3 separate regions of the Homo sapiens genome follow, and regions 2 and 3 are each linked to region 1. The links are chromatin contacts, found by Hi-C or POLR2A ChIA-PET in ENCODE. All regions are on one chromosome and are shown on one strand. Each heading gives the region's core, a stretch centred on a gene start or an enhancer-like site at or near the end of the contact. The rest is flanking DNA. Distances are from core to core; before and after follow the strand shown.

Region 1 (3,635 bases), core at 274-2,773:
GAGTGAGTGAGTGGATGAATGAATGCAGGATGCAGTGAGTGAGTGAGTGGGTGGATGAATGAATGCAGGATGCAGTTAGTGAGTGAGTGAATGAATGCAGGATGCAGTTAGTGAGTGAGTGAATGAATGCAGGATGCAGTAAGTGAGTGAGTGGGTGAATGAATGAATGCAGGATGCAGTGAGTGAATGAATGAATGTAGGATGCAGTAAGTGAGTGAGTGGGTGAATGAATGAATGCAGGATGCAGTGAGTGAGTGACTGAATGAATGCAGAATGCAGTGAGTGGGTTGGTGAATGAATGAATGCAGGATGCAGTGCGTGAGTGGGTGAATGAATGTACGAAGAAGCAGTAAGTGAGTGAGTGAGTGAATGGATGAATGAATGCAGGATGCAGTGCATGAGTGAGTGGGTGGATGAATGAATGCAGGATGCAGTGAGTGAGTGGGTGAATGAACGTATGAAGAAGCAGTAAGTGAGTGAGTGAGTGAATGGATGAATGAATGCAGGATGCAGTGCATGAGTGAGTGGGTGGATGAATGAATGCAGGATGCAGTGAGTGAGTGGGTGAGTGGGTGAATGAATGCAGGATGCAATAAGTGAGTGAATGAGTGAATGCAGGATGCAGAGAGTGAGTGGGTGAGTGGGTGAATGAATGAATGCAGGATGCAGTGAGTGAGTGGGTGAGTGGGTGAATGAATGCAGGATGCAGTGCGTGAGTGGGTGAATGAATGAATGCAGGATGCAGTGAGTGAGTGGGTGAATGAATGAATGCAGGATGCAGTGAGTGAGTGGCTGGATGAATGAATGCAGGATGCAGTGAGTGAGTGGCTGGATGAATGCAGGATGCGGTGAGTGTGTGAGTGGATGAATGAATGTAGGATGCAGTGAGTGAGTGGGTGAATGAATGAATGCAGGATGCAGTGAGTGAGTGGGTGAATGAATGAATGCAGGATGCAGTGAGTGAGTGGGTGAATGATTGCAGGATGCAGTGAGTGAGTGAGTGGCTGGATGAATGCAGGATGCGGTGAGTGAGTGTGTGAGTGGATGAATGAATGTAGGATGCAGTGAGTGAGTGGGTGAATGAATGAATGCAGGATGCAGTGCGTGGGTGAGCGAATGAGTGGGTGAGTGGATGAATGAGGAAGTGCGAGTCAGAAAACCCCAGTGTAACCGGTGAATGAGCGAACAAGGGCGTGACTGGGCGAGGAGAGATGGGAGTGAATGAGGGTGCGGTGGGTGCAGGCTTGCGCCTGAGGTAGTGCACCTGCGAGTCCGGAGGTCCAACCTGAGGGGAGGTAACCTGCGCCACCAGCAGGCTCCGTGTCCACGTGGACGGGGAGGGGCATGTGGGCGTGGCTAGGCGGGTTGTAGGCGTGGCGAGGCCGGGCGAGGAGCGCGGCGGGCCCGCAGGGGCGGACTGTGGGCGTGGCGCGCGGGGGAGGGGGCGTGACCAGGCGGGGTGTGGGCGGGGCGAGGGCGCGGCGCGGCAGGGCTGCGCGGCCGGGTGGCGCGGGAGGAAGTCACGTGGGAGCGCGGGCTCACATGACTGGCCGCGCGATGGACCCGCTGCCCGCGGCTGCAGTCGGGGCGGCAGCTGAGGCGGAGGCTGACGAGGAGGCGGATCCCCCGGCGTCAGGTAGGGCGTGGGGCGGCGGTAGCCCCCACCTGCCCAGGGCGCGCGGCCCGACCACCCCCGGCGGACGGGGCTCAGCCGCCGCGCTTGGTCCCCGACTCGTTTCCTGCCCCCGCGCCCCGCGTTCGGCCCCACGCCCCAGTCCCTCGGAGGTCCCCCTGCCCTCCTGCGCGCCTGTCCTTTGGGGGTCCCCGTGCTCTCTCGCGCCTCCGTCCCTCGGGGTCCCCTGCCCTCCTGCGCCGGGAGAGCCCTGTCCAGGTTACAGCTGGCCGCGTTCCGAGGCGCTTTCCCGGGGCTCTCAGAGGCGTCCTCGGGGACAGTTTCCTCCTCGCCCCGTTCCTGGTGCCCTGCTCTTCTGCCCTGCCTGGTCACGCTGAGCGATGGCACTGGGGGCCACTTCCCCGGACTTGGGCGCCTTTCCTAGCCACATCCTCTCTCCCAAGCTCCTGTCGGTTGTGTGGTCTTGGGCCAGTAATTTCACCTCTCGGGACCTCTGTTTTCTCATCTGTGAACCGAATCTATAGATGTGTAGCTGCTTTTCTCTCTCTTTCAAGTGATCCTCCGCCTTAGCCTCCCAAAGTGCTGGGACTACGGGCGCGTGCAGTTACGCCCGGTAATTTTTTTTATTTTTGTAGAGATGGGATCTTGCTATGTTGTCCAGGCTGGTCTGGAGCTTCTGGCCTCAAGCGGTCCTCCTGCCTTGGCCTCCCAAAGTGCTGGGAGTACGGGCATGAGCCATCGTGCCTGGCCTGTATTTCTGTCTTTTTCTTTTTTCTTTTTCTTTTCTTTTCTTTTTTTTTTTTTTTTGAGACAGATTCTCACTGTCACTCAGGCTGGAGTGCAATGGTGCGATCTCGGCTCATTGCAACCTCCGCCTCCCGGGTTCAAGCGATTCTCCTGCCTCAGCCTCCTGAGTAGCTGGGATTACAGGCATCCACCATGACACTCGGCTAAATTTTGTATTTTTAGTAGAGACGGAGTTTCACCATGTTGGCCAGGCTGGTCTCGAACTCCTGACCTCAGGTGATCCAACCACCTCAGCTTCCCAGAGTGCTGGGATTACAGGCGTGAGCCACCGCGCCTGGCCTCTTGTATTTCTCTTTAAGGGATTTGGGTTAATGAGGCTAAACATGGCTGGGCACGGTGGCTCACGCTTGTAATCTCAGCACTTTGGGAGGCCGAGGCGGGCGGATCACGAGGTCAGGAGATCAAGACCATCCTGGCTAACACGGTGAAACCCTGTCTCTACTAAAAATACAAAAAAAATTAGCCAGGCGCGGTGGCGGGCGCCTGTAGTCCCAGCTACTCGGGAGGCTGAGGCAGGAGAATGGCGTGAACCCGGGAGGCAGAGCTTGTAGTGAGCCGAGATAGCGCCACTGCACTCCAGCCTGGGCGACAGAGCGAGACTCCGCCTCAAAAAAAACAAAACAAAACAAAACAAACGAGGCTAAACATTAGAAGGAATACAGGAGGGTGCCCCTTATTTCTGGATGTTCCTTCCTGTGGTCCTAGCTGCCAGAGAAGAGATGTAGGTGGGTGTTGGTGTGAGTTACGGTTTCTTCTTGGTGGGGGGGGACAAGATTGGGGAATCCCCTTGTGGGGAGGTCTGGCAAGGTGTCGCTGAGGAGGTGATGACTGAAGTGAGCTCTGGAGGGTTGGTAGACAGTTTCTTCGTCGGCGAGAAACGGCAGCGGGGAGCAGGGGAGGGATTGTTGCATTTGGTGGGCATCCTCGATGTGAAGACTGTGTCTAGAAAGAAGGGCCTTTCAGAATGGGTCTTCAGTTATTTTTTCCTTTCCCTTGTATCAGTGTAAGGGGAGGCACGTGATAGTTCTCGCTGATTAGAACATTGTGTCCATGAAGTCACATGTTGGAGGCCAGCGTGAGTCTCAGGCGGGACCCTTTCCGAGGGGTCACTTGGGAACAGGTAGGCTGTGATTGGATCGGAATGCTGCTGCTATCTCAGCTTGTAAAGCAATTTGGCATTGCTGGAGGGGTCCTC
Region 2 (3,424 bases), core at 14-2,513, 350 kb after region 1:
TGGGCATGGCGTTGGTCCTGGAGCATGTGGTCTCCCTCTTTTTGCTTCTTCCACGCAGCATGGCTGGTTGGGGGAGAGATCACTGTGCACACAGCTGTGTTGTCTTCACTGCTGAGTTGTGTTCTGTCGTATGGAGACACCAGTTTATACGTTCCCTTGCGATGGACATTTGGAGTTTTTCTGGTTTTTGGCTATTCTGAAACTGCTGGATATTATAAATAAAGTCCCATGTAGAAATCGACTTCGTTTTCTTTCAGGTAAACGCCTAGTGTGGAGTGGCTGGCGGTCACGTGTGTAACGTGTTCCGAGGTTGCCCGTCTTCCAGAGTAGTTGGTGTGCAGCTTCTCCTCACCAGCATGCAGCACAGTCTTTTTCCTTAGTCCCTCTTTTATTTTTTTAAATGTTTCTTTTACAGACAGGGTCTTGCTCTGTTGCCCAGGCTGGAGTGCAGTGGTGGGATCATAGCTGCCTGCAGCCTCTGACTCCTGGGCTCAAGTGATCCTCCCACCCCAGCCTCCTGAGTAGCTGGGACTACAGGTGTGCACCACCACACCCGGCTAGTTTTTTAAAGGTTTTCATTTAGGCTTTCTAATAGGTTGGCAGTCATGTCTCACTGTGGCCTTTTATTTTTTATTTCACAAATGACTAATGATGTTGAACATCTTTTCATTCAGCTCACTTGTCATCTGTAGATCTTCTTTGGTAAAGCACCTGTTTTTTTGTCCATTTTAAAATTTGATTATTTTTCTTACTGTTGAGTTTGGGAGAGCTCTTTATATGTTCTGGATACAAGGCCTTTATCAGATTATTTGCTTTCCAAATATTTTCTCCCAGTCTGTGTCTTGTCTTTTCGTTCTTTCATCAGGTATTTTGAAGAGAAGTTTTTTTATGATAAAGTCCAATTTTTCAATGTTTTCTGTTATATATGATCCTTTGGATATTAGTCCATTTTCATGCTGCTGATAAAGACATACCCGGACTGAGTAATTTATAAAGAAAAAGAGATTGAATGGACTCACAGTTCTACATGGCTGGGGAGGCCTCACAATCATGGCAGCAGGCAAAAGGCACATCTTACATGGTGGCAGACAAGAGAGAATGAGAGCCAAGCCAAAGGGGAAACCCCTTATAAAATCAGATCTTGTGAGACTTATTCACGACCACGAGAATGGTATGTGGGAAACCATCCCTGTGATTCATTATCTCCCACCGTGTCCTTCCCACAATAGATGAGAATGGTATGGGGGAAACCGCCCTATGATTCATTATCTCCCACCACATCACTCCCACAACACGTGAGAACGGTATGGGGGAAACCGCCCTGTGATTCATTATCTCCCACCACAGGCCTCCCACAACACACGAGAATGGTATGGGGGAAACCACCCTGTGATTCATTATCTCCCACCACGTCCCTGCCACAACACACGAGAATGGTATGGGGGAAACCGCCCTGTGATTCATTATCTCCCACCATGTCCCTCCCACAACACACGAGAATGGTATGGGGGAAACCGCCCTGTGATTCATTATATCCCACCATGTCCCTCCCACAACACACGAGAATGGTATGGGGGAAACTGCCCTCTGATTCATTATCTCCCACCATATCCCTCCCGCAACACATGGGGATTATGGGAGCTACAATTCAAGATGAGATTTGGGTGGGGACACAGCCAAACCCTATCAGGTATCATAGCTAAGAAATCTTTGGCTGTCCCAAATTTACAAGATTTTCTCCTGTATTTTCTTTTAATAACTTTGTAACTTTTGGTTCAGGATTGAGCAGGATTTTCATTTATTGTACAAGATTTTAATTCTTTATTTCCCCCAAGAACACCCAGTTGTTCCAGAACCATTTGTTGAAGAGTTTGTCCTTTCTACGCTGAATTGCCTTCATATATTTTTCAAAAATTGGTTGTGTTTGTGCTCCTATTTCTGGACTCTGTTTTGTTTGATCGGTCTGTCTGTCTTGCAGACCAGTACTGCACTGTTGTGATTACTACGGCTTTAACGTAGTTGGTGAAATTAGGTAGCCCCTCCTTTTTCATTGTCAATGTTGTTTTCTCTATTCTAGGTCCATTACATCTCCATATGAATTTTAGAATCAGCTTGCCAATTTGTACAAAGAAGCCTGTGGGATTTTGACTGAGGTTGCTGATTCTGTGGATTAATTTGGGGGAGAAGTGCGTTCCCAACACCCAGAGTCTCCCAGCCTGTGGACAAGGCCTCTCTCTCTCCCTGTGTGGAGGTTGCCCTGGAGCTCTCTTCACAGTGCTCGGAGCTTGTCACGTGCAGGTTTTTCTTGGCCTGTTCCGTTCCATCTCTGTGTATTTCATGGTGTTGGATGCTTTTGTCAGTAGTATTTTCCAGATGACTTTCTGGTGCTGATTGCTAGTTTAATTCCATGATGGTCCTATAACATAGTTAGAATTATGAAATTCCTAAATAGACTGAGCCTTCTTTTATGGTTTAGCATGAGGTCTTCTTGGTACATAGTTCAAGTGCTCCTGAAAAGACTGGGTCTCCTGCTCTTAAGAGTCGAAGCATTTATCCAGGTGAAATAGGTCAAGTTGGCTGATCATGTGGTCCTTGTCCTCCTGATTTTTTGCCCGTTGTTCTATCAGCTATTGAGAGAGGGATACTGAAGTCTCAGATTGTCATTGAGGACCCGTCTATTTCTCCCTGCATTTCTGGCTGGTTTTGCTTCATTTGTTTTGCAGCTCTTTTATTAGCACACACATGTTTAGGATTATTATTTTCCTTTGATTAATCAATCTCTTTATTATTATAAGTTACCTTCTTGGTAATAATATGTGCTCTGAAATTTACTATTTCTGGTATTAGTAGCGTCTCTGGCTTTCTCTTGCTGGTTTTCTTAGTGATGGCATGTTATGTCTTTTTGCATCTTTGTATTTAAAGTGCATTATTGTCAGCGGTGTCTGATTGGGTGTTGCTTTTTAATCCAGTTTGAGTGTCTGCCTTTTAATTGTGGTAGTTAGGCTACTTACATCTAATTTGTTTATGATATAATTAGTTTTGATCTTGTCATTTGACTGTTTTCTACTCATCTGTCTCTTCTTCATTTCTGTTTCCTTTTTTTTTTTTCTTTTTACCTTTTTTCAATCCACTTTGGTATTTTTCTGATTTTGTTTTATTTCCTTTTTTGGCATCTTAGCTATAAGTCTTTGTTATTTTAGGGCTTGCTGTAGGGTATATAGTATACATCTTTAACTTACCACAGCCTACCTTCAAGTGATATTACGTCTTCTCACACACAGTATAATCACCTTACAGCCACAGTGTTGGTTTTTCTCCTCCAGCCTTTATACTGTTGTCATACATTTTATTTATTCTATATATTAAATCCCCAATATATTTTCATTAGTTTTGTTTAATCTATTAATCACTTTAAAAAGTTAAT
Region 3 (3,638 bases), core at 863-3,362, 390 kb after region 1:
GATGAAATCTGCAGGCATCACTAACACCACAGCACGCCGACAACGGCAAGCTGCTGAGGCGAGGCGTGGGAGGTCTGTGTGAATGGAGACTCTGCCTTCGTGGCTCGTGGGGTGCAGCGCAGTAAAGACGCGGCGCGGCCAGGTCCAGCTGCATGTCTCTCGCAGCTGGAAGCAGGGCGCTCGCCGCTGGGCTGGTGATGCTAGTGGTTCTGGGTTCCGACCTCAGCCCGCCTGCAGCCTGTGGCTCTCCAGGTCTGTAGTCGGCTGCTGGCTGCACTCCCTCCATCGTCAGAGCTGCCTCAGGGAGAGACAGGGCTGATTGGTTTCTTCATCTTTCCCAGAACCTGAACCCCTCGTCTTCAGGTTCTCTCTTATCTGTTAATTCCGTTGCTTTTAAGCTTAGTAAGTACTTTAGTGATTTGATAAATAATTCTATTTTCTTCTGGGCTCTTTGAGCTTATTTTTATATTTAAAGATTTAATCTACTTGAAACTTATTTTGGTGTATGGTATGAGGTCGAGATCTAAATTGATTTTTTTTCCAGATCACTAAACAATTGCCCTAGGGCCATTTATCTCAGAATCCTTCCTTCCCCGTAGATTTATACCTTCATCTTTATTAAAACTTAGGCAAAATCGGGTCTGTATTCAGATCTTTTGTTTTTTTTAATTTCATTTATCCTTTTTTTTGACTTAAAGGTTTTCTTACCTGTTTATTATTCTAAGTTAATTTTAGAATTACTTTGTCACGGCCAGGCGCGGTGGCTCATGCCTGTAATCCCAGCACTGAGGCTGAGGCGGGTGGATCACCTGAGGTCGGGAGTTCAAGACCAGCCTGGCCAACAAGGTGAAACCCTGTCTCTACTAAAAACACAAAACGCCAGGCGTGGCGGGAGGGTGTCTGTAGTCCCAGCTACAGGTACTATAGATGCTGAGGTGGGAGAATCGCCTGAACCTGGGGGATGGAGGTTGCAGTAAGCCAAAATCACACCATTGCACTCCAGCCTGGGCAACAGAGATAGACCCTGTCTCCAAAAAGAAAAAAAAAAAAAGAATTAGTCAAATTCAAAAAAAAGGTATCAAGGTTTTATTTTTTACTGAAATTACACTGAAGTTATAGGTTAATCTAGTGGAAGAATCTTTGGCTTTCCAGCGTCTGTGTCTGAGCAGGGAAGGGCGCCTCAGGGCCGCCTCCCTCACCGATACCACGTCTCAGACCCGCAGCGTGCCGGGGTTCCCTTTGCAGGCTCCGGTCCAGGCAGGAGTGTGTCATCTGGGCTGCCATCTGCTGGGCAGGGGTCCTGAGTCCCCACTGCTGGCTCCAGGCCGCCTCTCCGCCCTCTTCCCACCTCCCCACCCTCTCTTTGGGTTGCCTGTCTCGTCGTCTCCAGGGCTCAGAGCCGAGCTTTGCAGGAGGAGCAGGGAACATGAATCTGCACCCTTTTCTGTCTGGACCGGATGTCCCGTGAATCTTTTTTATTCAGTCAATGAAGATTAGGGTTTTTTGCTGTCGGTTTTTAAATGGATACACAGTGTTCGTGCATCGTTATGGGGTGTAGGTGATGTTGTCTTGCATGCCCAGAATGGGCAGTGGCCACACAGGGGTATTTGGGGTATCCGTCACCTCATGGACTGGTCATTTCTAAGTGTTGGGAAGACCTCCTGTCCTCTCTTCTCACTGTTTTAAAGTAGACAGCACATGTGGCTGACTGTAGTCCGCCCCCACTCGGCTGTGGAACGTGAGGTCTTACTCCTTCCATCTGGCTGTGCGTCTGTACCCACTGACCAGCCTCCGTTCATCCCCGCCCACCCCACACCTGCACCCTCCTTCTCCCCCAACTCCATGCGATGGGTTCCCCCCGCTCCCGTGGGTGAGAGCGTGCAGCGGGTCTTCCTGTTTTAACCACTTCCCTTGGTGCCTCTGAGGAATCGCTGGGTCCACAACACAGTGTGAGGCTGCCACGGCAGCCGAGTCTCCCCGACTTTCTCTGCCCCTGCTCCTCCCACACACTGTCGCTGCTCCATCTGCAGACAACACAGCCCCGGGCGAGCTTACTGGGCAGGGTTCTGCCGAAACACAGAACTCGTAGAATGTGTGTACACACGCACATGCACACGCACGCACGCACGCACACGGAGATGCTTGTTACAGGGAGTTGGCTCACGCAATGACAGGCAAGTCCCGAGAGCTGCAGGGTTGGGGGCAAGCCGGGGACCCAGGAGCACTCATGTACTGGGGAAGGACAGGGATGCTGGGCCCACACAGCCCCGGCTTCTGACTCTGGGGGTTGCTGTCTCCTAACGCTGCTGCAGCCCTGCTGTGCGCCCTCCTGGGGACCTCCGTGTCACTGGGGACCTCCGTGTCACTGGAGCTGTTGGCACTGGCCCTCTATAAGCGTTGGGTGGACTGGAGGAGGGGTGTGGGTAAGGCTGACTCCGCCCTGCCACCCCTGGGCACTTTGCAACTTCAGCTCCCTCCCCAGAGTCATCTGCAGTTTCTTTTTGTTGATCAAAGTTAAATTTCAGTTCCAAAGCAAAGTTGCTCCTGAGCTGATGGAGGAGGGGTTGCCACACACTGTCAGCTGTTTTGGACTTGGGCCATGGTCCCAGCTCTGCACCAGCAGCCATGTGACCTTGGGTTCAGCTCTCTCAGCTCTGACATGTGGCTCACTCCAATCACGGTCATTGTGGAGGGTGTGTTTATAGCAGAGGCACCGCTGGCCCATGATGTGTGCTCAGCATGATGGTGATGGCGACGATGGCGGCTGTGGCCTGAGCCCATTGGCCTCTGGGCCCGTGCAGGAGCCCATTTGGTAGAAGCTGAGCCAGGCTGGTGGGTAGAGAAACAAAAGTGGCTCCCAATGAGCCCATTCCCCAGTGCGGTCCTCCCTTTGTGTGGTAGGTCCCCAGCGAGGACGGCAGGCTTGGCTTTACAGTTCTGCCTTCAGTGCCAGCCACCTGGACCTCCTGCACCAGGTCAGGGAGAGAAGGCAGAGGAGACCTTGCAGGCTGCAGGTGTCCCTGGCTCCAACACACCGTGTGTCCATCTGAGGCCGGGGCAGCCGTGTTGGACGGCCTGGGAGCCTGAGGTCAGAAGGCTTGGATGGAGGTCCTGCTCCACGTCGTAACAGTTGGGGGTCTGGGTGGACCCTTTTCTCTCTGCATCTCAGCTTCCCCATTTGAGAAACGGGACCACCGGCCCAGGTCCTGGGGCAGTTGTGAGCGTCTGTCCCCGCACCAAGGGTGAGCGTGACAGGCGGACGATCTCTGCAGACTCCTGGGACTGAACGATAGGAGGAGGTCCCTGTCCTTGCTGGGGAGGGGCCGGATCACGGCGGCATGGGCCGGAGGGAACTGCCCTGCTGGCAAGAGCCGCCAGAGCCTGGGGTGACCCAGAGACAGGACGGGTGTTGGAAGGATCAGTGCCCCTGCCCTGCCACGTGCTCTCACCCTGTGCACTCATTGAGGCGCCCTGTAGAGAGGGGAGGGGAGGGGAGGGGGGCTGGGGCCAGGAGTAGCCACAGCACCAGTCGCCCTGGGGCCGGGAGCTGTGGTCTCCTCAGGTGGGCCCAAGTGCAGTCCAGGTGGGGCAGTGGCCTCAGAGCACAGTGGCTTTGCTGAAGGCTGGCTGGCACTCCA

The links. Hi-C counts contacts between places; a loop is a spot of excess contacts on that map. ChIA-PET counts read pairs that join two places held with the same protein, here RNA polymerase II (POLR2A). Pooled maps may share reads with other maps.
Region 2: a pooled map shows a loop between it and region 1 (7-fold over the local background). The contact joins the enhancer-like site here to the promoter of SNX8 in region 1. A Hi-C loop is called at or near these places in 4 of 50 pooled maps. POLR2A ChIA-PET finds 5 or more read pairs at or near these places in 3 of 52 experiments (H1, OCI-LY7 and WTC11).
Region 3: a map of naive thymus-derived CD4-positive, alpha-beta T cell shows a loop between it and region 1 (13-fold over the local background). The contact joins the enhancer-like site here to the promoter of SNX8 in region 1. A Hi-C loop is called at or near these places in 1 of 168 maps with a recorded cell type or tissue (naive thymus-derived CD4-positive, alpha-beta T cell), 1 of 37 single-sample maps with no recorded cell type and 8 of 50 pooled maps.

Annotation. Positions count from the first base shown.
Region 1 is chr7:2,312,329-2,315,963 of GRCh38, reverse strand. It overlaps SNX8 (sorting nexin 8), which reads left to right and starts at 1,523. Exons shown (of 11, transcript NM_013321.4): 1 at 1,523-1,636. The coding sequence starts at 1,543. RefSeq lists enhancers at 418-918, 919-1,419, 3,164-3,293, 3,334-3,413, 3,614-3,635 and silencers at 1,238-1,507, 1,608-1,847.
Region 2 is chr7:1,959,935-1,963,358 of GRCh38, reverse strand. All of the region lies in intron 15 of MAD1L1 (mitotic arrest deficient 1 like 1), which reads left to right. Among named protein-coding and RNA genes, the nearest start is that of MIR4655, 120 kb to the right of the region's middle. RefSeq lists an enhancer at 859-2,058. Within about 2 kb of position 1,263, at least 3 of the 41 ENCODE cell types and tissues checked have a DNase peak (open chromatin) inside an H3K27ac peak, as active enhancers do.
Region 3 is chr7:1,918,730-1,922,367 of GRCh38, reverse strand. All of the region lies in intron 17 of MAD1L1 (mitotic arrest deficient 1 like 1), which reads left to right. Among named protein-coding and RNA genes, the nearest start is that of MIR4655, 76 kb to the right of the region's middle. Within about 2 kb of position 2,112, at least 6 of the 41 ENCODE cell types and tissues checked have a DNase peak (open chromatin) inside an H3K27ac peak, as active enhancers do.